2 separate regions of the Homo sapiens genome follow, and region 1 is linked to region 2. Evidence: chromatin loops called from intact Hi-C (ENCODE). Cell type or tissue: PC-3. All regions are shown on one strand. Each heading gives the region's core, and the rest is flanking DNA. Links, peaks and the distances in the headings are about the cores only.

Region 1 (15,629 bases), core at 1-8,000, 470 kb before region 2:
TTAATAAAATATTTTGTTGTTCAACATAATTTGTTTCTGCAAAACAGGAGTAAATTCTAGTTATTCAAAAATTTTGGGGACGAGTCCCCACATACGGATTACCCACTCCCAAATAAATTAGGGGATAAAATAAATATATTAGGTTGGCTATAAAATGTTTTTTTGTTTGTTTTGGGAGGCGGGGTCTGGCTGTGTCACCCATGCTAGAGTACAGTGGTGTGATCTTGGGCTCACTGCAACCTCTGTCTCTTGGGTTCGAGCTATTCTCCTGCCTCAGACTCCAGAGTAGCTGGGATTACAGGCATGCACCAATACACCCAGCTAATTTTTGTATTTTTAGTAGAGACGGGGTTTCACCATGTTGCCCAGCCTGGTCTCGAACTCCTGACCTCAAGTAATCTGCCGGCCTCAGCCTCTCAAAGTGCTAGGATTACAGGCATGAACCATCATGCCCGGCCTCAGTTCACTGATTAAGAAAAACGCCTCAGGCTACCACAGTATCTTCTAGATGTTTAATGTGAAAATAATGTGATTGTATTTTATCTATAGAATGGGAGAGATGAGACTACATTGACTTGCCTATGACATCCTGGTAGTTGTTTACTGGACATCTATGATAGGAATTTGTCTATTTGACATTCACCTCTTATAAAGGCCATTCCAAGAAGCAGCTCCTTCCCTGCTGCCCTTCTAGAACAAGAAATGAAGAGTGAATGACTTTGTAAATCTCTCTTGAAAAGTGTATAGAAGTCTCAGTGAATGTGTTTATAAAAAAGGGCCAAACGGAGATCTAAATATGTACACATTTGCTGTCCTTTTTGTTACTTGAAGGGTTGTGCAAATACTACCTTTCTGAAGCCTTCCCTAACCCCAGGCAAAATTTATTACAGCTTTTCCAAATACTTTGTATATACCTGTTATATAATATTTAGCATAGATGGGCCAATCCTCAGCATCTTTTTTAAAATTTTTTAACCATCACATCACCAATGCCTGCCTAACACTTTTGAATAAGTTGTAAATACAAGTTTATTTTTTGTTTTGAGACAGAGTCTTGCTCTGTCTCCCAGGCTGGAGTGCAGTGGCACAATCTCGACTCACTGCAACCTCCGCCTCCCGGGTTCAAGCAATTCTCCTGCCTAAGCCCCCTGAGTAGCTGGGATTACACGCCTGCACCACCACACCCAGCTAATTTTTTGTATTTTTAGTAGAGATGGGGTTTCACCATGTTGGTAAGGCTGGTCTCGAACTTCTGACCTCAGGTGATCCATCCGCCTCAGCCTCCCAAAGTGCTGGGATTACAGGCGTGGGCCACCGCACGTGGCCCAAGATAGTTCTACCTTACACTTACGTAGGGCATGGCATGTGTGGCTGGAAACAGTGATCCCTGAGTCTTTATCTTGAACTTCTTCCACTTACTAAAGCAAACCTGTATCACCTACCTTGAACCGTTGTTTCCATATTCCACAGTAGCCCCACCTGTCAGTTACCATCCTTACTATGCTGCCAGAGGACCACACTCGCTCTCCTTGGGAAAGCAGTCAGTTCGCATCTCATCTTATACTTCCTTCTCATTTTTTTTTTCTATTTTTTTGAGAAAGTCTTGCTCTGTCGCCCAGGCTGGAGTGCAGTGGCACGGTCTTGGCTCACTGCAACCTCTGCCTCCCAGATTCAAGCAATTCTGGTGCCTCAGTCTACAGAGTAGCTGGGACTACAGGCCTGTGCCACCAGGCCCAGCTGATTTTTATATTTTTAGTAGAGAAGGGGTTTCACCATGTTGGCCAGGCTGGTCTCAAACTTCTGGCCTCGTGATCTGCCCACCTTGGCCTCCCAAAGTGTATTTGTTTACTCATCCAGCTCTCCACATCTTTTATCATCTGCAAAATTTGGGTCAAAGACTAAGGGGTGGTGAGGTGGTGTTGGCTTCTGTACCCATAATGCCCTTCCTCTCAAAGTGGAGTCCATTTGACCCACCCATACAACACAGGTCCTTGGTATACCCTCCGCTGGCCCCAGGGCTGAGGTCTTTTTCACAGACAAGACACAGAAGGACAATCCTGTTTTAGCTATAGCCAGTTGTGAAAACCTCCCCAGCCAAGAAAGGGAACTAACTTACAAGGCATGCAGCCAGTGACCTGGAGCCTGCCAACATTTCATTGTCACTTAAAAGTCAATTAATTGTCATTAAAAGAACCAGGCTGATTACTGTGGGAGCCAAAGTACTTCACATACTACTCACATTTGCTATATTTTTATACGGTTTCAAAGCATATCTATCTAGGTTTACATAGTAATTGCATAACCAGGCCATGTCATAACTTTTGCAGTTGGAAAGGTCTGAGTCTGCATCCTGGTGACAGGCCTGGCAGCATACATAACCTTGTGTCTTGGCCAACTTGTTATCCCAATTCATACTGAATACTGTATTGAATACAGAATGATAACTAGCTGGGCGTGGTGTCCCACGCTTGTAATCCCAGCACTCTGGATGGCCAAGGTGGGCGGATCACCTGAGGTCAGGAGTTCAAGACCAGCCTTGGCCAACATGGTGAAACCCTATCCCCACTAAAAATACAAAAATTAGCTGGGCATGGTGGTGTGGGCCTGTAACTTCACCTACTTGGGAGGCTGAGGCAGGAGAATCACTTGAATCTGGGAGGCAGAGGTTGCAGGGAGCCGAGATGGTGCCACTGCACTCCAGCCTGGATGACAACAGCAAATTAGCAAACTCCGTATCAAAAACAAAAACAAAAACAAAAAACAAAAAAACCATTATATAGAATAACTAAATCACTTTTTCCTCTCCCATGGCTGACTGCTGATCTCATTTGTGAGAGCATCTTTAATAGGCTGGCATCTAGAAACAGAACATGTTGTATCAATCTATCTATGGTATACATGCACAGAGCAAAGTAAAGGTATGACAGCACTTTTCTGAAGCTTATTAATTTTACCCAGATGTTATTAAATCCATAACCCATCTACCAAGAAGGGAAGTGACAGAAAACCAGACACTGATTCGTCTGGGTATTACAGTCCCCAGATGCATGGCAGAAATGAATTTGAATGCACGTATTGATTATTCATGAAAAATCCATATTCCAGTAAAAACATTATCAATTAGGGCCAGGTGTGGTGGCTTACACTTGTAATCCCAGCACTTTGGGAGGCTGAGGTGGGAAGATCACTTGAGCTCAGGAGAGACCAGCCTTGGTAACGTAGTGAGAGAGACCTCATCTCTTCTAAATAAATAAATAAATAAATAAATAAAATAAATAAATAAATAACATTTTAAAAATCACGCCTCTAATCCCAGCACTTTGAGAGGCTGAGACTGGCAGATCATCAGGTAAGGAGTTCGAGACCAGCCTCGCCAACGTAGTGAAACCCCATCATCTCTATGAAAAATAGAAAAATTAGCCAAGTGTGGTGGCATGCACCTGTAGTCCCAGCTACTCCGGAGTCTGAGGCAGGAGAATCACTTGAACCTGGGAGGCGGAAGTTGCAGTGAGCCAAGATCACGCCATTGCACTCCAGCCTGGGTGACAGAGTGAAACTCAGTCTCCAAAAGAAAAAAAAATTAGCTGAGCACAGTGATGCGTGCCTATAGTCCCAGCTACTCGGGAGGTTGAGGCAGGAGGATCACCTGAGCCCAGGAGTTCAAGGCTACAGTGAGCTATGATTGCACCACTGCACTGCAGCCTGGGCAACAGAGCGAGAGTGTCTCAAAAAACATTATACACTAGAATGGGAAAGAACTAAAGTAAAGTATTCACCACGACTTTCCCTTTATAAAGGCTCTTTGTTGTTTCTCAAATTATTGTACACATTTAAGATAACACCATACCACCGTCTGGAGGGAGCTGACATACTCAGACATACTCCTGAGGCGCATCAGACCCAACCAAAAGGATGGAGAGAAAAAGGCCAGAGGAACTGCTCCAGTGATTAGGGAGTAATCAGCAATCAATCAACTCCCCAGCCTTCCAAAAAGCTTACAAATGTCATTAAGGATGTAAGCATTATGGTCCTCTCTCTTCACCCCAGATTTACAAGGAATTAATTAGGTCAGCAGCATGGAATTCAGACTATGGATACAATATTCTTCAGACTACGGATAGAATACTGTCATTAAGGTGGGTTTGCACTGAAACAAGCCACATTACCTGGCTTTATCTTCGTTAGCTTCAGCTATTCAGAATAAGTTGTAAATATGGTTAAAAGGTGGCTCATGCAAGAGCAAGAGAAGCAAAAGGTTTTGAGGAAAAACAATCACCACAGACTTTGGGATCCTGGCAGGCTTTAGGGGACCAGCAGGTGGTACTCTACTCCAGAATTAACACCTTGGCTTTCACTTAATTTTACATCAAAATTAAATCAGATGGAACATATGAAAGCATTAGACAAAAGCCACTTTATCAGCTGAGGCACATTTGGAAAAATGGTATTTAAAAAAGTCAAAAGCTCACCAAAGAAGGTTCACAAAATCATCTGAAATATTCCTCAGGCCAATTTTTCTTTCTAGCCAAGTAGTCATTATCCATCCCATGATAAGTATAGGTAATTAATGTGAAATGCCACATGTAGGTAATTCACATGAAATGTAATTGCTCACATTCCTGGCTGAACCTTGCCTGAAGTGGAGGGTGTTGTAACAGATTACATGGAGCTAAACGATGGTGACATAAGGAAAAACAGTATAAACTAAGCAACTTGCAAGGTGTCACAACTTGGACTCCCACTTTTTTCTTTTAAGCTGAATGCTTTCAGTTGAGAAGAAAGGCTATCCTCTCAATATCCTGCAGGTGTCAGTGGAGAGCTACATCTTTCCAGTAACTTAAAGGGTTGGGAATATGTCAGCCTTAACCAACCGACAATAGCAGCCAGCTATTAAAACCAAGACTTCAAATTAATTAAAATAACTTTCTAAGGTCATACAGTAAGTGGCAGAACTCATATTTATACCCAGGATGACTGACTTCGGGCTCTTCTCTGCCCCCAGTGTCATGCTTGTCAACAGAGGGAGTACTCTGGAAAAAGTCAATTTTTGATAAAGTCCTTTTAATGGAAAATGTAAAACCCCTTTCAACTTTAATGTACAAAGCCATATGTAACACTTGCACTTTAACAAAAGCAAGCCAATGTTTTAAAAAAATACATCATTAAATGTATATATGTATATATTTACATAGCATATTAAGTTTAATATTTAGCTTTAAAAGTTCACATAAATTTTACCAAAATGAGACAATTTTAAATAAATTACACCTTTTGAAAATGTTTAATTGTACAGTCAATAGCTTCAACAAAATATTGAAGTGTCTGTATTTAGTATCTACTTTATATACTTTATACTTTACAAATTTTACAATTATTTGGCAGTAATTTTCTGATTATGACATGACTGCTGTGCGATTCAGCAATTTCCCAGATGCAGGCAATAGCTGGTGTTTGTGTCCTATTCTCACAGTAACTGTCTCAATGTAGTGAAAAATATCAGTAATTTTAGTAAACTGTACAAGGTCACATTTACACTTGATCAACAATATAGCATAGAATTTTTTATTTTTTACCAAAAATAAATACATCATTTTAAATCTGGCATTTTCACAAACATCATATACACTATAATACAAAACAGCTATATAGTGCTGCTTTTAAAATTCTGCTTGTTTTATAACATTGAATCACAGGAGCTGTGACATATGCTATACTGCTGTGGTGTCAGTAACAAGTAATTACTACAAAGAGAATTTCTTGGCACTGATGGTTTTATGAAGCTTAAAGTCAGTGTGCATACATATCATCATTCAAGGTTAAGTAATCCCAGTTCAACAACCTAAAAATATCAAACTGGATCACACTTAATTTTCTTCCATATCCTCTACTTCATCCTCGTGTATCTTCAAGGCTCTCACCATTTCTTTGACTGCATGATACAAAATATTTTTAACCTGAAAGAGATGTTGATATTTCTAATCACTTCAGTTCGACAGAAATTAATTAAAAAATGACAACTTCCAGATTTAAAAAAATAATAGGGAACTAGGAAAGCCAAATATAAGAAAAATGTTTGAAAGTGTTAAGCCAAAAGGGACACTATAAATCATACAATTAAATACATGTTGGTGTTAATCTTTGGTTGTCACCCTAATGTGACCAACTAGGCAATGACTGCCTAAGCTGTTATACATGTATCATATTTCTGAATATAAAAAGCCTGAAGAACAGGACCTAGAACACCCAACTCTTACCTGTAGTTTATCATCATAATTGATTTCTTCCTTCAAAAGTCTCAGTTCCTGTGTTAAATGAAATGACTCTACAAGATGTTCTGGAGACACAAAATCTTCAGTTACCTGAATACAGCTGTGAAAATTCTGAACCTATCCCCAAAAGAAAAACCGTGAAATACAAGTTTTAGGAGGTGGAGCAAAGAAAAGCCAAGTTATTTAAAACCAATAAACACAAGAGACAATTCTGCTGGAGAATTTACTTTCTCCAAAACATCAAATGGATTTTAAAGCAGAAGACCACATTTTATGAGAAAGTTATGTCACTGAAAAGCTTCATGTAAAGTGACTTTGTAAATGGAATATTTTTAAATGATAAAAAGAAAATAACTTTTCCAGGAATCCTTTGGAGAGGCTGATAACCAGATATTAAATTATCAATTTTGCCAAAGTGGACTTTTAAAAAATGTGTTACTTTTAAAAACTAACTTGAAAGAATTTATGAGGCAATCTATCTGAGTATGTTTATTGTTGCTCCATTGGCTTTCAGGATTTTGGTCATTTCACTGTTAACTCTTACATCAGAGAATAAAGAAAAGAAAATGAAACTTTGTTAGGAACTGGGATGGAAAATGTAGTCCCAGACAGATCTACTGACCTCGACTGAGTTTCAGAAATATCCCAGGATTTTGGTTATTCATGCCTTTCTTTTGTGACTTTCTTTCAAATTAGCCAATTAAAGATACCCCTTCAATCACCGGTGACATCAGTACAACAGTTTTTCAACAGTTTTCTCTCTCCTGACCAAACAGTTTTCCCAAGAAGCCAGTCAATAGTCTTATCTGTTATTTGTTCAGCATTTACAAACTGACTTTGCACTTGACTATTAGAGCTGCTTTCTATTAATGCCAGTAAAACAACAGAGGAAGGCCCAAGCTGATCCAATCTGGGATTTGTGGTGTTTCTAGATTGTCTTCTAGTGATATTAAAAAACATCATAAAAATTCCTGGGAAAGGAGAAATAATTGAAAAACTAAGCATTTAAAGTTACTCTAAGTATGCAAAATAAATTTAATTGGGAGGAGTGAGATGAAAGAGATAGTAAGTGGGAAATGGAGACTGTGGGGAAAAAAAATCTAATTGATGATAGGGTGATGGAATTCCAGAGGGGCTAGAATTCCTCCTCTGGGCATAATGACCACCTGAACAGCTGCTGAAGTCTGCAGAGTTCTTTAACTCAAGCACTGTGCCTCTATTGATAACTTGGTAGCATAGTAAAGTAAACATTCTCTTTCTTTAATCATTAGGCTGTTGGTTCCTCTGGAGGATGAACATAGTGGATGCCTCACATTTTCAGCATTTCTGTACAGTCTCACTGGCTCTTCATAATGTGTCTGTAGAACAGATGCTCTATTTCACAGAGCAGGAAACTATGGATGAGATGTTCAGCGCCTGTCCCAAGACAAATCAGCCAATAAATGGCAAGTCAACAGGAGCCCAACTCCTGCGGTGTCTTGTCTAACAGATGCTTTACAGTCCTGCTTATTAACTCTCATACCAGCATACAGAGTCTCCAAATGCCCTCTCTCCTTATGTCTTTCATTTATCTGAACTTAAGGAGAGTAAGTCTTTCCAAAGTTTTAGCATGAAAGAACTTTTGGTATATCTAGCTCTAGCATGTCCTAAAATCATTTGTAGCTCCAAAATGTATACTTGGTTCTTTTTTTATATAATTTATTGATATTCTCACTTTGTTCATCCATCGTTTTCCTGATTTCTGCTGGCTCTTTGAGCATATTTAAGACAGTTGTCTAGTAGTAAGTCCAATGTCTGGGCTTCCCGGGGAAGGTTTTTGCCAATTTATTTTCTCCCTTTGAATGGGCCATACTTTCCTCTTTCTGTGTATGCCTTATACCTTTCTGTTGAAAACTGGGCATCTGAACATTACAATGGGTAATCATATTCTCTCCCTGCCTCAGGGTTTGCTGTTGTTGATTCCTGAGGGCTCCAGTCATCCATTTGTTTAGTGACTTTTCCAAACTGTTTTTGCAAAGGCAGTATTCCTTGTTGGGTGTGGTCACTGAAGTCTCTGTTCCACTATCTCACTGGTCAGCCAGTTACCTAACAGAGATTTCCTTAAATGCCAAAAATCAGCTGCCCTTTTCTTCATTAAGCAGTCTCTTGGTTGCTGTTGTAAGTTTTCAATTAGATTCCAGAGTTCTGAAAAAGTTCATTCTGTCAGTCTTTGCCAGCTTATGGTTGTTTTAAAATGACTTTTAGAACAGTAACCTTTATTAGTGCTTACAAGATGCTATTAGGTTTCCTAATGACCCCTACCTGATATATTTTGGATAAAGGCTTGAGGGTTACTTTGAAGAGCCAAGGTTCAGTTTTAAAGCAGAACACAACTCAGCTTCTCATTCTGATTATCCCTTTTCTTTGCCACATTTGACTCATTTATATTTCACTTCCTTGACATTGTCTTATTCATACTTGCCTAAAAGCATCAGTTATAATTATAAATAGGTAATGTTAAGAAAATATAATTTGTATTCATAGTAGGAAGGTTATTATATTGACACTGTGATTGCTATTTACTCAGTTATTTGTGAGAACTTAGTGTGGAAAGATTTTGCCAAGAAGTCCTTTTGGTCATATAAATACAGAGAATTACAACTTTACAATTTTCTAAACTCATGATAAATGACCAAACACAATCAAAGTTAGTATTTTTCGACAAATTTTACTAAAGATTATGTGTTAACTTAAAAAAAAAACAACTGTTGCTGTTTTTAAGTAAAGGCCACTCTAAACCTCAGAATACTACAGCTGAGACAAAAATCCTGGAGGTCAGGGTCATTGCTCTGTGGAGGGATGTACAGGAGTTTCACAGACTGAGTCCCAGTTACCAAGGTAAGATTTGTAAGTCTCCAATTCTAGAATAGTTCTTAGCATATAAAGAGGGCTGTGGCTATGCTGCTTTCCCTCAGCTTGCTAAGATTATATATCTCAGCTTCCTTGAACAGACAGCCCACTCTTCTCAGTTTGGCTCTGGCAATGGTCATTGCTGACGGGCCAAAGAACAGAATGTTGTTTCTTCCCTAGCACTGCTGGCCCTTGTCATGCAGAATCACTTGGTTGAAAATTTTTTGATAGGTGCCTTGGGTTTGCATGAGATTCCTATTTGTGTGGTTTCCAAAGTGTGGTCCCTGAACAGTAAAATCAGCATTTCCTGGAAACTTGTCAGAAATCTATAGTTTCAGGTCCCTCCCCAGACCCATTGAAATCAGAAACTCTGGTGGTGGGGTACAGCAATCTGCTTTATCAAGCCCTCCATGAAATTCTAACATATGCTGAAGTGTCAGAATACTGATTTAGAGTCTGATTATTCTGAGGGCCACCTATAGCCTACTGGAAGTGTTGAAGTCATTAACAGTTTTCAGAACTTCTAAGACCTAAACAGGTTGTAAGTAATAATGCATCTCAAATCCAGGTTAATATTGTAAACACTTATTACTTCCCTTGAATTTTCTCTTAAAACTGCATTGCCACCAATTGTGAATTACGGACAACATCCTTTCAACAGAGTATAAAGAGCTGTGTTGTTGTCATTACACCCCACAGGAGAGGAAAGGTAGCAATTCCCTTTTGTACAGCTGGCAATTTCTGTGCCAAAATATGTAGCAAAGAAGTTAGATCTTGTTTTGGATCACTCAGCAATTTAGTGGCAGAGCTCAGAATATAATTTGTCAGTCTAGGTCATATATGCTGCCTTGGTGTATTTAGATATAACATTTTTTATAGATGTAATCTTGTTTCTATAATCTATGTGAATTTTCTAACTATCTCAAAGAAAATGTGTATAGACATAAAGTGGATTCCAACCTAAGTAAACTTTTGGAAGTAGCCAGAGAAAGCACATATAGGAAGAAGTAAACATTTACATGTTTTACAAAAAGCCCAATACATATAAATTATAGAAAGCCATAAATTTGTTTTCCTCTACCCTTGTGCAAAAACATGTTGTTACTGAGAACGTATTTTCTGGCCTTCAGAATAGAGACTTATTAATAATACAAACATTAAGTGCATTATTCTAGGCATGGGAAGAGAGCAATGGAAAAGATAAATCTCTTACTTCATCATGCTTACGTTCCAGTGGGGGTTAAAAGACAAGCAAAGTGAGTAAATTATAAAGCATATTTTAAGGTGACAACTGAAATGGAGGAAAATAAAGCAGGAAAGACGACAGAAAGTTGGGGGACACAATTTACAGCTTTAAACTAGACCTCACCAAGAAGGTGAAATTTGAATGAAGCCTAAAAAAGTGTAAAGAAGCAAGTCTTACAGATACCTGACAGAAAAACGATTCCAAGCAAAAAAGATTAAGAAGCACAAAAACCCTGGGGGAGGGGGGAAACATACTTGGTGTGTGTGAAAGAAGCAAAGAGGGCAGGATGGCTAGAGAGGAACTAGGAGAGCCATACGAGATGAAGGCAGTGAGACAGAGGGGGAAGTGTGGATATGTAAACCAACCTAACTTTTTAACAAGGTCACTTTGAGCCTACTAAAAGACCACTGTTCCCAAAAAAGTAGCAGCAGGGACACAAGTGTAAGCATGGAATCTCTTTGGGGTAACAATGATTGCATCTGGAAAAAAGGAACTGGGGGAAAAATGTGAGATACTGAATTTTCACCGTGAACTTTTTATACTTTTGAATTTTTCTGTTTATGTATTACATTTTCAAAAGAAAAACATTAAAAAGTAGTATTTTCAACAAATAGTACTGGAACAGCCAAATGCCCATATGCAAAAAATTGAACCTCGCTCCATACTATGCACTACATACAAAGATGAACTACATTGCATACCCAAATGTAGGACCTCAAACTATAATGGTTCTAGAAGAAAATGAGGAGAAAATCTGAGTGATCTTGGGCTAGGCAACAATTTTGTAGATACTATGAAAATACCATCCATAAAAGAGAAACTGATCAACTGGACCTCATCAAAATGGAAAAAACCAGCCAGGTGGGTTGGCTCATGCCTACAATCCCAACACTTTGGGAGGCCAAGGCAGGAAGATTGCCTGAGCTTAGGAGTTCGAGACCAGCCTGAGCAACACAGCAAGACCCCATCTCCACAAAAAATTAAAAAATCAGCTGGGCATGGTGGTGTCCATCTACAGTACTAGCTACTCAGGAGGGTGTGGTGGGGGGATCACTTGAACCCAGGAGTTTGAGATTACAGTGAGCTATGACTGTGCCACTGCACTCTAACCTGGGCAACAGAGCAAGATACTGTCTTTTAAAAAATGGAAAAATGAAAAAAAAATGCTCTTTGAAAAGAGAAGCTACAGGAAAGGAAAATGTATTTGTAAAACACATTATCAGATAAAAGACATTATCAGAAATTGGCAAAAAACACTCAAAACTCAGTAAGAAAAAAAGCAGCTAAATAGACAGAATATTTGAACACATATTTAACCAAAGTAGATATACAGATGGCAAATGAAGATATAAAAAGATGCCCAATGTTTAGTCATTAAGAAAGTACAAAGTAAAACCACCATGAGACACCACTGTACACTTACTAGAATGGTCTAAAAACAAAACTGACAGTAACAAGCACTAGTGAGGAAGCAGAGGAAATGAAACTCACATAACCCTGCACTGGGAAATGAAAATGGAACAACCAATTTAGAGAATAGTCTGGCAGTTTCTTAAATTTAATCATACATTATAGTATCACCAGGCAATCCCACCATTCAGTATTTACTTAACAGAAATAAAAATCTTTGTTCACATAAAACCATGTATATGAATGTTTATGATAGCTTTATCTATTATTGCCCCAAAGTGGAAAAAACCAAAATGTACTTCAGCTGGTGAATGTACGGATTTAAAAAATGAAAAAAATATTCATACAACTACCCAGCAATAAAAAAAGAATCAACTGATAAATACAACAATAGGAATGAATCTCAAATACATTAAGAAAAGCCAGACTTAAAGGGTACATACTGTGTGAGTCCAAATTTACAGCATACTCATAAAAGAGGAACTATAGGGACAAAAAAGCAGATTAGTTGCAGGAACTTTGGGTGGGAAGAGGCTGACTATAAAAGTGCAAGAGGATGCCGAGCATGGTGGCTCATGCCTGTAATCCCAGCACTTTGGGAGGCCAAGGCAGACAGATTACCTGAAGTCAGGAGTTCGAGACCAGCCTGACCAACGTGGAAAAACCCCATCTCTACTAAAAATACAAAATTAGACAGGCGTGGTGGTGCATGCCTGTAATCCGCAGCTACTCGGGAGGCTGAGGCAGGAGAATCGCTTGAACCCGGAAGGCAGAGGTTGCAGTGAGCCAAGATCGCGCCACTGAGCTCTAGCCTGGGCAACAAGAGCAAGACTCTGTCTCAAAAAAACAAAAAACAAAAAACAAAAAAAAAAACTGCAAGAGGGAATTTTTTCGGAGTGATGGAATTGTTCTACATTTTGATTATGTTGTTACCTAACTATGCATTTGTTGAAACTCACAGAATTATACATTAAATAAGGTAAATTTCACTATATGCAAATTATATCTCAATTTACAAAAATGACTACACTACCTAGGTTAACTTTATAAAAACTGACATTGGATAAATTCAATATGTGAATAAAGATCTTCAAGGGAATCTACTTTGTATTATCAAAGGATTATTCCTATGTACAAAAAGATTTATAATACTAGTCTCTTAAATAGGCTCTTCTTTTGAGAGCATTTACATTTGAATACAGATTAGCTATTTTCTGCTAAGAGTCTAGAAGTCAAAGAAATGGTGTATAGGGTGAATCCCAGATTAAACATGAAACATAAATAATATGACATCTCTGAAATAATCATAAGTCCATGGGAAAATATAACCACTTAATGTAAATACATTTTTTCCAGGAAATTATCATAGAGAAAAAGGTATTTATTATTATGACATTTGTATTTTACTACTGTATCATAAATGCCATTTGAGATCTAATAATGATAAATCTGACCCTGAATCTGACACATCCTAAAAGCTAAGCAATTATTATCACCTAAGTAGTATTTGTATGGAAGAGTGCCATAAATGCTAAAACAGTCAATGACTATACTTATATAAAATGTGAGAAAGTTTCCTTGGTAAACTAATATACATCAGCTACATCTCAATTACTTAGCAGTGGAAAAGGTGGAGAACCAACTGTTGAGGCAAAGCAGCTTTTGAGTTTTTTCTGGTTTCCCTGGTACACCTTGTTAATTTTAAGGGTTAACCTGGGCTGTAGTAGCCCCATTCCACCTATAGGAATCCACTGTGTACTTTTAATCCCACCCTCCATAACCACTGCATCTATTCTATGCCATTTTTCCCGGTGCTGGAAAAATTAGGTATTTTAAACTAGGTATTTATTTTAGTTTTTATGTTTTGTGGATCAACAGTTATATAAATTACATACCATCTTTCTTTAGACAGGCCCCTGATATGCTAGCATGCTGAAGAAAGGTAGGAGGTATGCTTAAAGCCTGATAAAAAGTCTGTATACTGTGTCCCCCCATGCTTTTAAGCCTCACTATTCAGAGGTATACATGTCACCAGGAGGGCTTAAAAATCAGATTTCGATCTATTAAATCGGAGACAGTATACAAATAGAAATCTGGCTCATGTTAAAACAATTTAAAATCTTAAGGAAATTATGTGAGATTTCTGCAAGCACTGAGATGTCATTCTAATAAAGGCAGACTGGTGCAGGTAATTCTCTTATTTGCATCTTCTTCCATTTATATCTATACTAAGAGCAATTTTTTTTTCAAAACTAGTTCTTTCAGTCAGTAAAAAATATGTTAGAAATAAGTTTGTATATACCTGATGAAGTGCTCCCGCTGGCAAAACAATAGCATCACCAAGGAACTGAATAAGAGTACAGGTTCTGACTCCATATTCTTCAAGCAGCCTTTGACGGAGCTTTTTGTTCACATACCAACTTTGGTCACGTATTGGATCATGTTCTGGTAGAACTTCAAGGCCTTGTTCTTTTGAAATCTGAAATATGAATTAAAATAGACACTCCAATTTAAGTAAGGAAATGGTAAATCCTGTTCAGTTAAATTTCAATTTTATTTGTAATAACAAATCTTTTCTTCTCAGAATCAATGGAACAACTGAATGAGCTTCTTCAGTTAAAAAATAACATTCTGCAATAATTTGGAAAGCCAAAGAATATTAAAACAATACAGCAATGCTGAAATGCTCTTAACAGTTTACTACTTCCTTCTCACCACCTCCTTCCACTATGAAGTTTCCATCTATCTGGTTTCCTTCCTTATAACTGTTTCAAAAGTATAGCACATGGATGAGGAACAGGGTATTTTTTTTTTTTTTTTTTTTTTACCAAAAGCCAAACCATTCATATGTATGGATTTCATAAACATTTATTGATCCTTTTTTGAGGTAAGTATAAATACCTTTACATGGCTAACCTTCTAACACTTGAAAAATCAATTTCAAGGGACTCTTTAATCAGTTAAATAATCTGCTTTAGAAGGCACAAATGATCATACTTCAGATTAAAATACAGGTAAGTATTCAGGGATAAAATGGTACAAAAAAGGCTGTAACTCTTTTACTTCACATTGATCACAGACAGAACTTACATCCTTTCAGAAAGATGATGTATCAGCACTGAACATTTCTTAAAACAAATTTCCATAATTACGAAGTTTAAAAAGTACCTGAGCAAAGGGTTTCAACCAATTATTTCAGGTTGATATATAAATTTCTTTCAGAGTATATGCCAACTACAGTCAAGGTATGATTACTCAAAATCTGAGTCTACTCAGTAAGTATCATAGTATCAGATGTGATAGAGTAGAATCATTCCCTAGGTCAGCAGCCAAAAATATCTATCAGATTCAAAGAAAATAAAGATCCTACCTTCTTTAGACGTTTCCATGAAATATTTGTTTTTACATCCCGCGACTCCAGATAGCTACTTTTCGCCACCCAACTAATATCTGGCTCAAGAACAGATCAGTCTTTTATTAACAGGGAATGGAGGCACACTACCAACTGGGAACAAATCACCATTCAAAACCCTCAAAATGTTAACAGACTTTCAAAGAGGAGCAAGAGAAACAGGGTTTTGACTTTCAACAAAAACTCCCATCTACTTTGAAGTAAAAATTATGTAATGGTCTTATATTGTTGAATGCCAAGTGAAGGTACGGCAACAATGAATAAGTCCTTGCTTGAGGGGAAGAGATATTATTTGCAAACTAACTTATACCTTTTGAAGAAATTCCCTTATCTTGTCAACATCTTTCCCAGCATAAATATGCCACAGAGCACCAGGTATTTCACTTGAGTCCTTCAATCTTTT
Region 2 (16,277 bases), core at 5,236-13,235:
AATATATGCACACACTTAGGATTACAGATCACAGAGCAAATTATGAAAATCATAAACATTCTGGTATGGTCATCCATAGGATTATGAAAAAGAAATACTGAATTGTTAAATTTGGATGTTAGAAAGGAAAGATAGGAAAAACAATGAGTACAGAAATCCTCACCATCAATTTGGATGGGTTAGCTGTCTCAGGCATAAAATGTAACACAAAATTCAGATTTATGTATCCTGGAAATGTTCTGGGGTTCCATCTGTTTTAAAGTTAGACGTCTGTCTGCCTCACATTTAAGCTTTAGAGAGAAATCCTATGTTTTAAGAAGTTTCTTTGTGTTACTTCATTATGACACATAATGCGTGTTAAGGTCTTTCTAGATAGCATTTTAAATGGAATTATTTTCATTTTCATTATGAGGTATATACTTGTAATGATCTAAAGAGGTTAGAAATATAAATAAAAATTCAAAAGAACACAATATATGAACGGCATTTTTTTTCAGTGTTTTAGTCTCCCTTTAAATCGTTCACTGTTCTGAAAAAAGAGATTTACAAAACAAACATCATGTCAGAGGCTGATGAATTGTTCCCTGGGAAAACATTCTACCCCTTTACCTACTCATCAGTATTTTAGTCTTAAAACACTCTCCTTATGGTCTGTCCTTGGTAACGTTTTTTAAACTGCTTTTTATAAGACAATGCTTTGAATTGAAATTTTAAAGCACAGGATTGATAATTGTCTATAAGTGTAAATAACTAAAGGACCATGCTCAACAAAAGCAGGAAAGTCACCATGCGTACTGTTTACCTTACAATCCCAGATTAAGAGAGAAAAAGGCAAGCGTGTTATTTTGGCATTATGTGCAAATCAAATCAGCATCTATTTTTTTTTTAATTCAAAAATATCCACTGATTACCTGCTTCTTATGAGAGCACTGTTAGGTTTCTGCACAATGCTTATATCCAAGTAAAGTAGCATAGAATTAATTTAAGGGAAACAATTCTTGCTCTTAATAAAATGAATTCACCATTACCAACCAAATCAATGTTTGGATTATTTGAGTATTATTTATTCTAGAATTTATTCTTGGCTATTGAATAATTCATGTGGTTCTCTCAGAGCAGTTTTTGTTTTTTAATTATTGGTTCCCTTCCCCTACCTCTTACATCCAATACATTGGTAAATTGTTTTGGCTGTCTTATCTCCAGAATACATCCTGAATCTGACCATCTCACTCTTGAAACCTTACTACATTTTCAGTAGCCTTGCAAATTTTTCAAGGTGACTTTTAACCTTGAGTCCCTTAGGACTGCCACAGTTTCTTATATTTTCAACCGGTGCCTTGGGGAATACTCATAAAAAGAAAGTTGTGAAGGGAGAGAACAGGATCAGATGCTTTTGCACATCAGTCTTGTGTTTTTCTCTTCCAATCACTGTTTAATGCTGAGATTTGGAAAAGATGCGTGAGGAGAGTTAATGAAGCCAGGTTAGAATATCTGGCTGAATTCTAATGTGTTTTGACAGGATGTTAAACTACTGGGAAACATGGGGTATATGTGGGCATTTCCCCCATGGCAATGCTAAGCATAATTTAAGTCACTCTCAATTTGAGGGCTACAATAGATATGGTAGTGCTAAGAGTCAATAGTAAGTACCTGAATTAGTCAAGGTTCTCCAAAGAAAAAGAACAAATAAGATATGTAGAGAAAGATTTATTTCAAGGGATTGACTGGTGATTGTGGACACTGGCAAGTTCAAAATCTACAGGGTGGGCCAATACACCAGAGACCCAAGGAAGAGCTGATGTTTCAAGTACAAAGGTAATTCTGCTGGTAGAATTCTCCCTTCACCGTTGGATGAGGCTCATCCACATTATGGAGAGTAATCTGTTTTACTCAAAGTCTACTGACTTAAACACTAATTACATCTAGAAAATACCTTTACAGCCACATAGACTACTGTTTGATCAAATGCCTGGGTACCATGGCCTAGCCAAATTTGACACATAAAATTAACTATCACAGTATCCTTAAAATTAAATTCCAAAAGCTAGGCGTGGTGGCTCACGCCTGTAATCCTAGCACTTTGGGAGGCCAAGGTGAGTGGGTCACTCGAGGCCAGGAGTTCAATACCAGCCTGGGCAACATGGCAAAACCCCATCTCTATGAAAAAATACAAAAATTAGCTGGGTGTCGTGGCGCATGCCCATATTCCCAGCTAATTGGGGGGCTAAGCTGGGAGGATTGCTTAAACCTTGGGAGGTCAAAGCTGCAGTGAGCTGAGATTGTGCTGCACTCCAGCCTGGGTGACAAAGTGAGACCTTGTCTCAAAAAAAAAAAATTCCAAAAGAAACTCCACTTCAAAATATAAAGTCATAAATTCAGTATGTAGAAATTATAAATATTTTATTAATTTATCTTGTAACGAAAGGGGATGTTGTAGCACGTGATGTATTTGGAAGAAGAATTAATACTTTATAAGGCTTGTGATGCCCCTTACATTCAGTTGTGATAACCAACAGTAGTATATGTTTGTTTTCACACTTTGCGAAGAGGCATCATCCCGATTTTACAAATACGCAGAGACTCACTAGTGACCAACCTGTGACCGGGTGCAGTGGCTCATGCCTGTAATCCCAACACTTTGGGAGGGTGAGGCGGGCGGATCACTTGAGCACAGTTGGAGACCAGCCTGGGCAACATGGCAAAACCCCATCTCTATAAAAAATACAAAAATTAGCTGGACGTGGTGGCTGGCGCACACCTGTAGTCCCAGCTATTTGCGGGGCTGAGGCAAGAGGATCGCTTGAGCCCGGGAAATTGAGGCTACAATGAGCTGTGATTGCACCACCACACTTCAGCCTAGGTGACACAGTGAGATGCTGTCTCAAAAACAAAAACAAAAAACAGTGACCAACCTACGACCCAAGCAACCGCAATGTTTGTGACTTCGGACTCTGTTGTTAATTACGTCACAGTTGGTTGTCTTAGAGATCACAGAATACTTGGAAAGTTAACATGGAAATGATTCCTTCCATACATGTATTATATAATACAAAAGTTTCAGATTATCAGAATGTTAAATGAAGTAAAGTTGTTAAGTCATTGGAAGTTAATGGATTTGGTTTCAAGAGTAGCTTTAGTACAGAGAGAAAGGATGCTTTTAAAGTGAATAGAAAAAAATGAAGACAAATAATTTACTATCAGTTATGGACTAAGACAAACAGGAAGAATCTGAAGAGAGGATGCAGCTGAAACAGGAGGAGTATCCTCTCAGGAAGTGCTTTCCTTCCTTCCTCTCCTTTCCACCAACATTTGTTCCACGGCTTCCTCTCTTCAAACCACACCTTGTAAACCCTTTTATGTGCTCTGTTCACAACAAGAATTTCATGTGCTGTTCCATACTGGGTTTTAACTAATAAAATGCACACACACACACACAAAAGGCTAAATGCCTTTTTACACAGGAGATTAACTTTATTCAGTCTTTAAGCTGAAAGCAAGTACAGTTAGGATATATAGCAGGCGACAGTTTCCATATGTTCTAGGAAAGTGGAGCTGTATTATTTATAGTTTACAACATGTTGTATAAAATTAAAGCTAGCAAGGGGGCTCCCAGGGAGGTAAATTAAACAAAGAAGGGAAGACTTAGAGAACTCTATTTTGCTATAATCAGAGAACATGCCTATAAGAAAGCACTAAAAAAAATAATATTTAACATTAAACAATATGCAAAAGTACTTGGGGTGTTTACAATAGCTTAAATTCTAAAATTAAAAAGGACATTGAAGACTGAGAAGGGGAAAAACACCTTAATTTTGTAATCTTAATAGAAAGAAAAATGTGTCCTAAAAGCAGGAGTAAATAAATGTCATTAAAAAGGTGTATCTTCCAAAGTGCAAAGACACGTTACAAGAAATCAGGTTGCTCTTTGACCCACCAGTCTCAAAGCACATTAGACTGCAGCAAGTAATAATTGCTTCCTCATTTAGATTAGACAATGAGTGCTCTCTGCAAGCTGCTCTCCTCTAAATAGATTGTAGAGAGTAATTGAAACAAGTTATATGGGGAAGTGGAGTGACCGATTCCTCAAAGTGTGGGAGCAGAGCTATGGTAACCTCTTGAGCCTGGCCTTCATCCTGTTCCTATTTAGGGAATCCGCGGGGCAGCCAGTGTTGAGTGCAGTCTGCAGTTCGCCGGCTTTATTGTTCAGACTTGAAGAGAAGGTCACATGCCCTCTTTGACAGAGAGGTTTATGGGCTCTCTCTAATTAGCAGCACCCTCCACCAGACAGACTGTTGGCCACTTTCCAAGAACGGGACTTGGTAGCGGCCACTGATGAAGGAGAAAACAAGGTTATTTACCCTGCGACTGTAATTCTTGGCACAAATTCTCCCTTTACACTCAGACACGTTTTTTCTTTTGTTCCAACTTGCCTTTGGAATCCTGATTAGGGCGTTAAGAGAGGGAAATGCAGCTATATATTTAGTGGTGTAAGCAACCCATATGTTGGCCTTAGATACTTTTGACTATTCTAAGACCTCATACCAAAAGAGAGAAAGAAAAAGGAAAACGAAAAGGGCAGCGTAGTCGAGCGTTGCTTGCAAATGTAACTGCTTAAGCACATGCCCACACACAACTCCAGAAAAGGAAGTTTAATTTGCAACATCTATAAAATAACGACAGTTGTATGGTAGGACACAGAAATCCCAGCGGTAAAGTGTGATTGGGCTTAGCTATTATTGGAGTGTTAAAAGAGTACCGGGAATATATTTGGCTTGTCCTGTTCTGTCAGTTCTGTAGGCCGGTGGATTAAGCTGATAGAAATGCTTTTTGGTTGATTTAAACCAGATGCTCCGACTATTTTTGTCCCGTTTGCAGGCGCAGAAGCTCTGCATAAGGCAATACTGCCCCCCTCGGCCGACCGCCAACTGCAAGGCGTAGGAGACTGCTCTCCACTAGCCACCTCGGCCATAAAACCCTTTCAAGTCCCTATTATTATTCCAGGCACATTCCAAGGGGATTGAGTCACAGAGTTCACTTGGCTTTTCTCCTGCCCTGAACTGCCTGTACCAGGTGGAATACGACTCTCAACTTCAAATATGGAATCCAAAAGCAGTCAAAGAGCGCTTTAGAGCAAGCCCCAGATGCGAACTCTACTGCCACTTCTCCCCCTCCCCCAACTGGGGTTTGCTGGCTGCGCAGCTGTAGTCCCACGCCAGCACTAAGGTCGCCTGGTCGACAAATGAGGGTTTTCTTTGGGGCATCCTGTAGAGCTGTCCTATTTTCTCTACCACTTTGAGAAGCCCCAAGGGCTGCTTGGCGGCGAGGCACAGACTGGGCTGAAAACTTTTCCGTTGGGCAGTGCGTCCCGGAGACCCAGGAGGCCCAGGCCGGGAGCCCAGGGGGCTGGAGGTTCTGCTGGCTTTTAAGTCTGCTAGGAGGGAAAACTCCCAGCCCCTCCCACGCGTCCTCCCAGACTCGCCGGCCGCCTGCCCCGGGCGGGGAACGCGCACATCTGGCGGCCCAGGAGCCACATCTGATGCACTAACCCCCGCACCCAGATGTCCAAGAGGCCGGGGGAGTCAAAGAACGCCAGGGGCGGGGCGACCGCGGCTGCGGCTCCTCCCTCGGGCAGAGGGAGTCCAGATGCGAGGGACGCCCTCCAGAGCCGAGCTGGGCCGGCCGGGCAGCTAGGGTGCTGGGAGGTTGCGGTGCAGGGTGGGTGGGTGCAGTGAGGCTGGAGCCACGCTGGGGGGGCTGGGCTGGCGGGGGGAGGCTGGAGCCGCGCCGGGGAGAGGGAGGCGGCGGTTGGGTGCTGGAGGGCGCTGGTGCCGTGCCAGTGGGCGGTGGCGCCTTACGCCACCCGCCCCACCCCCGTCACCGTGCCCGCCCCACTGCGTGGGATTTTACAACCTAGGTCCCCGGGAGGTGGTGGTGGAGGGAGGGGCGGCGGGGACGTTTCCGGGGCGGGGGAGGGGCGCACTGCTCCAGAACTGGACCGAGGGCGGGGCTCCCCTCTGCTTCTCCCCTCTGTTCCAGCGCTGAGACGCAGGCCTTTCCTGGCGCGAAGCGACTCGCCCCGGAGCTCCCCTGCACCGTCCTGGGTGTCAGGACGCGTCAACCCAGATGACCCGACCCGGAGATCCTGGATCCTCTGCCCTCTTCCCCCTACCAAGTCCTTAACCGGAGAGGGAGGAGCTACCAATGTCCTCCAGACGTTCTCCAAAGCCCGAGCTGCCGGGAGAAGCTTGCTCAAGGCGGGTGCGCCCCTCAGACGTTTGTTTGCACGCAGGGGTTTTGACGTTTCGCTAAGCAACAGCGTTTGCCAGGGAATCAGGGCTGTTTCGAAGAGCTTGCGTCTATTTGATGCTCCCATCTTGAACAAATCGTTTCCATTCGATTTGTTTAACCAAGGCGAGGGCGGACTATGTTGTTACTTAAAAGTTATTCTTCATCCAAGCTGTCCTCAGATTTTCATCTAAGGGTGTCATAACACCCCAGGTCGTTGCGCAAATGTTTTGTGACAATTTAGAAAACCAGAGGGGGGAAATATCCTTAGAGAAAAAATCATAACCAACAAGAAAATTATGTTAAATGATGTTGGTCCTTTTTCATCGGATGGTCCCAGTTGACACATAGTCTTTTACAAAACCAGTGACTATTCACAGTCTTCAATTTATGGCACATCTCCCGGTGGGGGCGAAGTGCATGAATGGGTCCCACCTTATTCACCAGCTGAAACTCTGAACAAGCCTTGGGGTTTCCTCTCCCAAAGACTGCCAGGCTTCACTAAGAATCAAAACAAAACAGGATACTAAATGCCTGCGGTAAGTTTTCAAATATGAGCTCTTCCATTGCTTATTTCTGTGAATTGTGGCAAATTGCATAATGTCTTTTGCCCCTGGTGCTGCTTAGAGACAGGGTCTCACTGTGTTGCGCAGGCTAAAGTACAATGGCACGATCCTAGCTCGTTGCAGCCTCAAACCCCTGGGCTCAGACTATCCTCTGGCCTCAGCCTCCCAACCAGCAAGGGTTACAGTCGCATGCCACCACACCTGGTTAATTTTTTATTTTTGTTTTTTAGAGATAGGGGACTCACTATGTTGCCCAGGCTCGCCTGAAATTCCTAGCCTCAAGCATTCCTCCCAGCTCAGCCTCCCAAAGTGTTGAGATTACAGGCGTGAGCCACCATGCCTGGCAAGCTTCATCATTTCTAAAATGTAACTGTATATTTTAGAGTAGCATAGGAGTGGTGTAAGGGTTAAGGATTAATGATACTGCAAATCAAGTGCTTAACACAAAGTTTAATGCATAGGAAGAACATAATTGTTATTATCAATGTGAGTAGACTGTTTACCACCAAAATGAAAGGTGTGGGCAATGGTAACTGGGTAGCCTCCAGAGATCCTTTTTTAAAAGGAGTATGAGTTTTAATACATTCGTTGAATGAATAAAACCCACAACACTCTAGGCACATCTCCAGTCCTTGCCCTGGCAGGGCTTTCAGTCTAACTAGAGGAAATTGGATGAAATGATAATGATGCATACCTAGTCTTTCGTCATACTGTGAAAGCCTTTTAAAACATGGATTTGACTTCTGGGTTTCCCATTATAACCACTTCCCAAAGAAGATTGTTCGTTCTTTCAGAAAATTTCACTAGGGTGATGATAAGGTATTAACAGATGTATGTTGAAAACATCCTCTTCCTTTTTCTGTGTAGCCCCTTCTTCCTTTGGAATTTTAGAAGAATCTGATCAAGGCAACCTCTGTATTAAGTGAAAATTTGGGAACTCAAAAATATATTAGATGCACAGAAAGTGCAATTCTGAAAAGGTCAGGGCTATTGCGTATAGAGGGGAGCTGCTGAAACTATAGGAGTCTTTTAAATTTTTCAGGCTCAGCTTCCTTTGCTTTAAAGTTAAAGAAGGGTTGGACTAGTTCTTCCTTCCTGCACTCAAACTCTTTGGTTTCAAAGGTAGCTGTGTCCAGGTATTTTCTGTGTATTCCAGAGCCCTGACCAGGAGGGGAAGGACTTTGAGAGGCTTTGGGCTTGACAAAATATCATGACCAAGTGTGGTGGCTCACACCTGAAATCCCAGACTTTGGGAGGCTGAGGCAGGAGGATCGCTTGAGCCCAGGAGTTTGAGACTAGTGTGGGCAACATAGTGAGACCCTGTCTCTTAATAAAAAAAAAAAAAAGGAGAAAGAGAAAAAAAAACCATGGAGTGAAGAGAGGCTAAGGAACTCAGACCAGTACTGAATTATAAAGCAAGGTAAAGTGTCTATAACCAGGTATATATTAACGTATTTCTTTCTTTTTTTTTTTTTTGAGACAAGAGTCGCGCCCTGTCACCAGACTGGAGTGCAGTGGCATGATCTTGGCTCACTGCAACCTCTGCTTCCCAGGTTCAAGTGATTCTCCTGCCTTGGCCTCCTAAGTAGCTGGGACTACAAGGCGCATGCCACCATGCCCAGCTAGTTTTTTGTTTTTTGTTTTTTTGTTTTGTTTTGTTTTGTTTTTTTTAAGTAGAAATGGGGTTTCACTATGTTGGCCAGGATGGTCTCGATCTCTTGACCTCGTGATCCGCCTGCCTCAGCCTCACAAAGTGCTGGGATTACAGACATGAGCCACCACGCCCAGTCGTATTTCTTTCCTTTTTTTTTTTTTTTTTTTTTGAGATAAAGTCTCACTCTGTCACCCAGGCTGGAGAGCAATGGCATGATCTCGGCTCACTGCAACCTCCACCCCCCGAGTTCAAGCAATTTTCCTGCCTCAGCCTCCCGAGTAGCTGGGACTGCAGGCGTGTGCCACCACGCCCAGCTAAATTTTGTATTTTTAGTAGAGACGAGATTTCACCATGTTGGCCAGGCTTGTCTCGAATTCCTGACCTTGTGATCCGCCCGCCTCAGCCTCCTAAAGTGCTGGGATTACAGGTGTGAGCCACGGTGCCCGGCCAACATATTTCAATATATATAGTGGATATATTAATATATACATTGGTATATATATTTTAAAAATAAGAGGTACCTATGTATTTATTTCTGGCTTATCTATAGTATAGATTCTGTATACACACAGATCACCCTGTGAGTCTTCCTAATACCTACAAAACAGGTAGAATTTTCTTCTTTTGTCTATGATCGTGGTCTGAAGGATGACTTTTCAGCAGCAGAAGGGACTGGAATGGAAGGTGTCCATAATTTTGGCTGGAAGAGAGAAGTGTGCCCTCTTGTGGGTCTCCTGTCATGTTCTCAGAAAGTTCCTCAGGATAGAGCTGTGGCCTTTGTGGTCAGGGCTCTAGTCCCATTTTACCTTCAGATGCCTCCTATGCAATTTTTTTCTCATCATCTTCCCTGAGAAATATTTCCCAAATAATAACACAGCTCCCTCATCTCCCTAAATTACCTCCCTCACACTCCACATCCAGTGGATCAGCCCTTCCTCTTAGGTCTAATTTTTTTTAAAACTTTTATAAGTTTAATATTGTCACTGTATGTTTACATATTCATTGGTACAATTTACATCATCTTCTCCATTTTTGCAAAGATAGCATGTACACAAAGATACATATTCAATAACTGAGAAACAAGTGAAACTTCTGATCTATACTTTCAGGTTTGTTCAATCATGATACTTCTGATAAGGATCATGGACATACCAGTTTTACCTCTCCCAGAATGACGTCGCCATTTTATCTTAAGAGTTTACTCTGGGTTTTATTGCAGAATACAAATTCCCTCAATCGCTTTTTTCTTGCAGGTTCCTTTTTCCATAATTTTTTTCTTTTAACCAGCCTTTCACCTCACCCAAAGGCCACAATGAAGTCGAAGAAACCTGTAGATGACAGCTTTCACAGTCTTTCTCTTGTCTTTTCATGTACTGAAGTATGTTAGAGATCTGACTGGCAGCTTCAGGACACTCGGAAGCAAGGGGGACACTCTATTAAGGATCGCTGAAGTATGCCCACATGTCAGGTTTCTCTCAGATGTGGTTAAGTCTGGAAGTGGAGGAAACAACTGGTGTCTAAATATGACTGAAACGTCCAGTGGACAATGCAGAAATAAGAGAGGCATTCTTGACACAGTTTCTGTATGCTGAAGATGCCAAAATATTCAAGAGCCATCGGATTCCTGAAGCTGCTCTCACTGCACCAGCAAAGGCAAAAGCAGCCATCCCTCTCAGCTCTAATTTATGGATATGGATGTATCCCAAACCCCATCCCTTCTTACTACCTCCTGCACTAGCAACTAGTCCAAACCACCATCATTTCTTGCCCAACCTGCTGCAATCACCTCTTAAGTATTTTCCCTGCTTCCACTCCTTCACCGTATATTTCATTCTCCACACAGCAGCCAAAGCGGTTTTTTTAAAAAATACAAATGAAATGTGCTCACTCTACTATTCAAAATCCTTTAGTAGTTTCTTTTCACACTTGGATAAAATCCACACTCCCTCACCACAACCTATATGACTGGACTCTTGCCTAATCTTCTCACCTCATCCTCTATCACTTTCTTCCCTGTTCATTCCTCTCCAGGAACTGGCCTTCTCACTGTTCCTCAGAAATATGAAGCGGACTACTGCTTTAGGGTCTTGCATTTGCTGTTTCCTCTGTTTTCAACCCCCAGACCGTCACATGGCTTTCTCTCTTACCTCACTCAGGTCTCTGCTCAAATGTTGCCTCAGAGAGGACTTCCCTCATCACCACCCCTAATATAAATGAAGCACCGTAGCCGTAGCCGTTCCCTAACCAATTGCCCTACTTTATTCACCTTCACATCTCTTATCAAATATCCTGTTTACCTGTTTACTTGATTATTGTTTGCTTTACCTCTAGAATGCATGTTCTATGAGTGTAGGGACTTGGTCAATCTTGTTCAACAAGGAACTTCCAGTCCAAAACTGTACCTGTCATAGAAAAGGCACCCAATAAATATGCAAATCAAACTACGGTCACTCAGTGACAGAGAAAGAATGAGAACAATTTAAATAGTGTGAGGAAGTGTGTTTACTATTTTGCTCAGTAAATGTATGCACTAGAACAAGTATGAGATGGGAGATGTGAATCTACTTTATCTCTTAGTTCCCCTGTGCTATTCACAGTATGATCAATGTGCCATGCTGGGTGTTTAAAGATGCTGACAGTTTGAACAGCATGGCCCTTACATGCAGAGAAGTTCCGTAATGAGTTTGAGTCCTGGATTCACCACGTTAGTGTCTGACCTTGGGGAAGTTACTTACGCTTTCAATGCCTCAGTTTCTTCATCCATGAAATGAGGCTAATAATAGTACTACCTCTATAGGATTGTTATAAGGATTAAATTAATAATATAAATATCTTAGAACAGTGCCTAGAACATAGTAAGCCATGTCTGAGTATTTTTAAAGCAAACCTATTTGGCTGTACTTGGTTCTCCCCTTTCTTGGGGACTTTATAACTTGAGTACTTATAAGATACTACTCTGCCCAGCACTTTGGGAGGCCGAGGTGGGTGGATCACGAGGTCAGGAGATTCAGACCATCCTGGCTAAAATGATGAAACCCCGTCTCTACTAAAACTACAAAAAAATTAGCCAGGTGTGGTGGCGGGCGCCTGTAGTCCCAGCTACTCGGGAGGCTGAGGCAGGAGAATGGCGTGAACCCAGGAGGCGGAGCTTGCAGTGAGCCAAGATCGCGCCACTGCACTCCAGCCTGGGCGATAGAGCGTGACTCCATCTAAAAAAAAAAAAGATGCTACTCTGAAGTGACTGGCATTGGAATTTTCATCATGCTTTTAGACCAGTAATTTTAGTTTTAGCACCAAGTACAATAATTATTTTATAACCATTGCTAGTCTAGCATTTTTGCTTAGCCATAAATTCCATTTAAGCCAAAATATCCCTAACTTTGCAAAAAACTGTACCTTCAGGGGACACCACCCAATTATAGTTGAAAAAAAGATGTTTCTTCCTTTTTAATTCTGTAGGCTTTTCTTGGCTGGCATTTCCATAACATAATATTGTTATTTGGTAGTTGAGTGTCAGTCAGCTCTACAGAAAAATAAATACCAGTGATCTTGCTAAACCTGTGTACCAAATCATTCCTGAACTAGGGGAGTGGGCCAGATAACCTTTGGAAGGCTTTTTAGCTCTGTTTTTCTGTGGTTTTCGTAAAATGAAAATAGCTCAGAAATTAGAGGTTCTAGATTTAGCACTATGTGAACTGGGCCGGGATGCTTTGTGAATCATGGACAATTGAAATAGTTTAAACTCAGCTTATTTGGAACAGATTAGGTCCATATTCGGGTTGAACAAGAATGAAACCTGTTTGAACTGTGGACAGGCTGTCAGCACCCTTCTAGGCTCAGCTTTTCACTTCTCTTTCTAGGGCCTTGACTCGTTCATATATAACTGTATGAATGCCTCTTTAGAAAGGACTGCAAACACCTCCAACTAGTGTTTGTGAAACCTCCTTGAGGTATTCTACATATGATTCAATAATAAACACCTTCTGCAGTCTTTACCTTAGTTATGGTCCCATAAGTCATGCATTTATTCATCCAGTAAATATTCCCTGAGGGCTTAATATGTGCTAGGAATTGTGCTAGTACTAGCCACTTAGTTGTCCAAGTTAGAAACTAGGAGTTGGGCCAGGCACAGTAGCTCACGCCTGTAATCCCAGCACTTTGGGAGGCCGAGGTGGGAGGATCACCTGAGGTCAGGAGTTCGAGACCAGCCTGGCCAACATGGTGAAACCCCGTCTCTAGTAAAATTACAAAAATTAGCTGGGTGTGGTGGTACATACCTGTAATCCTAGCTACTCGGGAGGCTGAGGCAGGAGAATCGCTTAAACCTGGGAGGCAGAGGCTGCAGTGAGCCAAGATCGTGCCACTGTACTCCAGCCTGGGCAACAGAGTGACTCCGTCTCAAAAAAAAGAAAAGAAAAAAGAAAAGAAAGAAAAAGAAACCTAGGCGTCGTCTTAAATATACCCCCCTCATTCACTCCCCACATTAGGTCAGCCACCAAACTGGTGCCAATACTACCTTCCAAATATCTCTTGAAGTTTTGTTCTCCTCTTCACTCGCTCCTGGTGCCACTATGTTGGTAAAAGTGGTGTAAGCCCAGCTACTGTAGAAAGCAGGGCACAAAGCAGTCTGCTAAGGAGGGGGAAGAGGAGGGGAAGATGGGACACAGTGAGATGCACTGTTATACTGTTTACTGTTGTGCAGTCATACAACAGGTCACTCAGCAGGCATGGGACGTCCCTGGAAGGGTTAACAAGGAAGAACTCCATCTTGGACTATTCCACATGAGAAAAAAGAGTGAGTGTGTCTTCCTGTCTCTCTCCTGGATCCATTTGCCATTGGTGAAGGTTTACCCCATGGAGAGATAAACACCCCTGAATTGGATTGTGTCATCTGGCCGCTTGGCGGCTCTCAGGAAGGCAGATCCCAAGCTCAAGGTGTGGTACTTGTTCCAACTTCAAAAGTAAAGCAACAGGCACTCTGGAGATCTCAGAAAGTACACAAGGTTTGTTTCTCAATATAAACGAAGACCTCAGAGTTTTTTCCTTCAGATTCTTGCAAACGCCTACTAAGAGGACTTTGTACCTCTCACTTACTCCCTTCTAATCCATTCTTTACACTGCACCTACGGTGATCTTTGCCAGACTCAAATCTTTCACTAGCTCTCCTTAAACTCCAGGATACACTCTAAGATCTCTCCTTGCCTGCTTTCCAGTCCTCTTATTAAAGAGAAGTTTTACCAATTGAATCAGATGGTCATTCCTCTCAAGTTCTTTGTTAGCATTTATTGGTTTCTTTTTATTTTTATTTTTGATACAGAGTCTTGCTGTGTCACCCAGGCTGGAGTGCAGTGGCACAATTTCAGCTCACTGCAACTTCTGCCTCCCGGGTTCAAGTGATTATTGTGCCTCAGCCTCCCAAGTAGCTGGTATTACAGGCACACACCACCACACCCGGCTAATTTTTGTATTTTTAGTGGAGATGGGGTTTCGCCATGTTGGCCAGGCTGGTCTTGAACTCCTGACCTCAGGTGATCCTCCCACCTCAACCTCCCATAGTGCTGGGATTATAGGCGTGAGCCACTGCACCCAGCCTATTGGTTTATTATTCAAAAGTAATATACTTACTATAGGAAATTTGGAAAATACAGAAAATATGAAAAAGGAAATAAAAATCACTTTCCTTGAGGAAAAAACTTCTATTAACATTTTGGAATATATCCTGGCCATATTTTTTCTATGAACATATGTACATGTTTTTGAAATCTCAGAGGCATATCTTAAATAAAAATTGTACTTTAACAGTTACTACACTGAAGTTAATACTCAACCAAAAGTGTGTCAAGACCACCCAAATGGTTCAATTTGATAAATGCACTTTACAATAATTTTTTTATTTTTTAATTTTATTTCTTTTCTACTTAAGCATGAAAAAAGGTATGTTTACATTTCAGAAATATAACACATTAAGAAGCCCTCTATAAACATAACCCTTTCCCAATATATTTTACTGCTTTGTTTTAAATACAATTACCTAATAATAAATAAACTTAGATAACAATCTAAAAATCGTAATTGCAACTGTTAACATTTGCTTTGTTATATTGGAAGAGAAAATTTAAAGTTATAATAAACTGTTTGCTACATCATAGCCTAAAACTAGACAAAATTTGTCCTATATTAATTGAGCTTAACAAAAATTGTTTATTTTGTGATTCTATAAATACCAATATAATATTTTTACTCTATTATAAGTAAATTGATGTATTAGCATCACAAATTACTGTTTTCTCCCAGTCAGCCTATGAAATATGAACTTTCCATGGTAGTTGATAAAAATACTGTGTTTAAAAAAAAAAAATCACACGGTCAAGACTAGAATTTGAAAACAATAGCAGGAGCTGATATTTAAAATCACCAAGACCTATTAAAACGACAACAGCATATTTAAACAAAAAAATTAAGCTACTAAATAATGAATGCTTGTATAGTCATAATGAAATTAGAGTAAATCTATATTAATATCATGAAAACACATCAAGTTTCTATTAGAGGAACAGAATCAACACTATCCTAACTTTTCTAAGAATTATTTTGAATATAAAACTTTTAGAGCCAGGCGCGGTGGCTCACGCCTGTAATCCCAGCACTTTTGGGAGGCTGAGGCGGGCGGATCACGAGGTCAGGAGATCGAGACCATCCTGGCTAACACAGTGAAACCCCGTCTCTACTAAAAATACAAAAAAAATTAGCTGGGCGTGATGGTGGGCGCCTGTAGTTCCAGCTACTCGGGAGGCTGAGGCAGGAGAATGGTGTGAACCCGGAAGGCGGAGTTTGCAGTGAGCCGAGATGGCGCCACTGCACTCCAGACTGGGCGAGAGTGAGACTCCGTCTCAAAAAAAAAAAAAAACTTTTAGGGTACAAATGGCGTCATACAAAAAAGACAGTTACGACTCTGATATTGGGACATTAACTTTTTAATAACTGGAAACCCTTGAGAAAATATTAACACATTTATAAATCAAAGACATCTCTTGTGATTTATTACAGAACCACTTAAGGTTCATTAGATAAGCACTCGTTATTTTGTTAATATTAATACAATTAGAAAATATTTGCTGTTGGTCATGTTTTATTTTATACATTATATTATTCTCTTAGGCCTTCAATTAAAGATAATCATAGAAAGCAAAGCATAACATTCTTAATGAAAATACTAAAATTCCAATTATATTCAAATTGCACAGTTATTTTTAAAATCTGTTTTCAGAAGTTTATATATATTCACACATATACATATACATACACATATACACGTATATGTGTGTGTATATACACACACATATATATATATATTTTTTTTGAAACAGGGTTTCACTCAGTCACACAGGCTAGAGTGCAGTGGTGTGATCTCAGCTCACTGCAGCCTCAATCGCCCATGCTCAAGTGATTCTGCCACCTTAGTGTCCCAAGTGGCTGGGACTCCAGGTGTGCACCACCACACCTGGCTAATTTTTGTTTTTTGGTTTTTTTTTTGAGACGGAGTTTCATTCTTGTTGCCCAGGCTGGAGTGCAATGGCATGATCTTGGCTCACCGCAACCTCCACCTCCCAGATTCGAGTGATTCTCCTGCCTCAGCCTCCCGAGTAGCTGAGATTACAGGCATGTGCCACCACACTCAGCTAAATTTGTATTTTTGGTAGAGGCAGGGTTTCTCCATGTTGGTCAGGCTGGTCTCGAACTCCCAACCTCAGTTGATCCACCCACCTCAGCCT

The links. Hi-C counts contacts between places; a loop is a spot of excess contacts. Peaks named below come from ENCODE experiments on the same cell type or tissue, not always from the same donor. Only the 100,000 strongest peaks of a DNase experiment are listed, where the experiment ranks them.
Region 1: a loop joins it to region 2, with 9 times the contacts of the local background. A loop is called at or near these places in 67 of 110 quality-filtered maps.

Annotation. Positions count from the first base shown.
Region 1 is chr10:63,162,181-63,177,809 of GRCh38, forward strand. JMJD1C (jumonji domain containing 1C) reads right to left here. Exons shown (of 26, transcript NM_032776.3): 23 at 15,537-15,629; 24 at 14,117-14,293; 25 at 6,255-6,386; 26 at 5,045-5,954. The coding sequence ends at 5,865. Among named protein-coding and RNA genes, the nearest start is that of NRBF2, 37 kb to the left of the region's middle. In PC-3, for the core only: CTCF peaks have their summits at 4,801 (motif pointing right) and 5,010; DNase peaks (open chromatin) are centred at 2,341 and 4,811.
Region 2 is chr10:63,624,656-63,640,932 of GRCh38, forward strand. It overlaps REEP3 (receptor accessory protein 3), which reads left to right. Exons shown (of 8, transcript NM_001001330.3): 8 at 1-473. LOC105378329 (a long non-coding RNA gene) reads right to left here and starts at 458. Exons shown (of 4, transcript XR_001747467.3): 1 at 164-458. It also overlaps the pseudogene MRPL35P2. RefSeq lists enhancers at 4,361-4,570, 4,961-5,140, 5,151-5,200 and silencers at 5,671-6,000, 12,414-12,513. In PC-3, for the core only: a CTCF peak has its summit at 9,242 (motif pointing left); DNase peaks (open chromatin) are centred at 5,676, 5,786, 6,246, 9,236 and 1 weaker place; H3K4me3 peaks cover 2,034 bases; H3K27ac peaks cover 3,194 bases.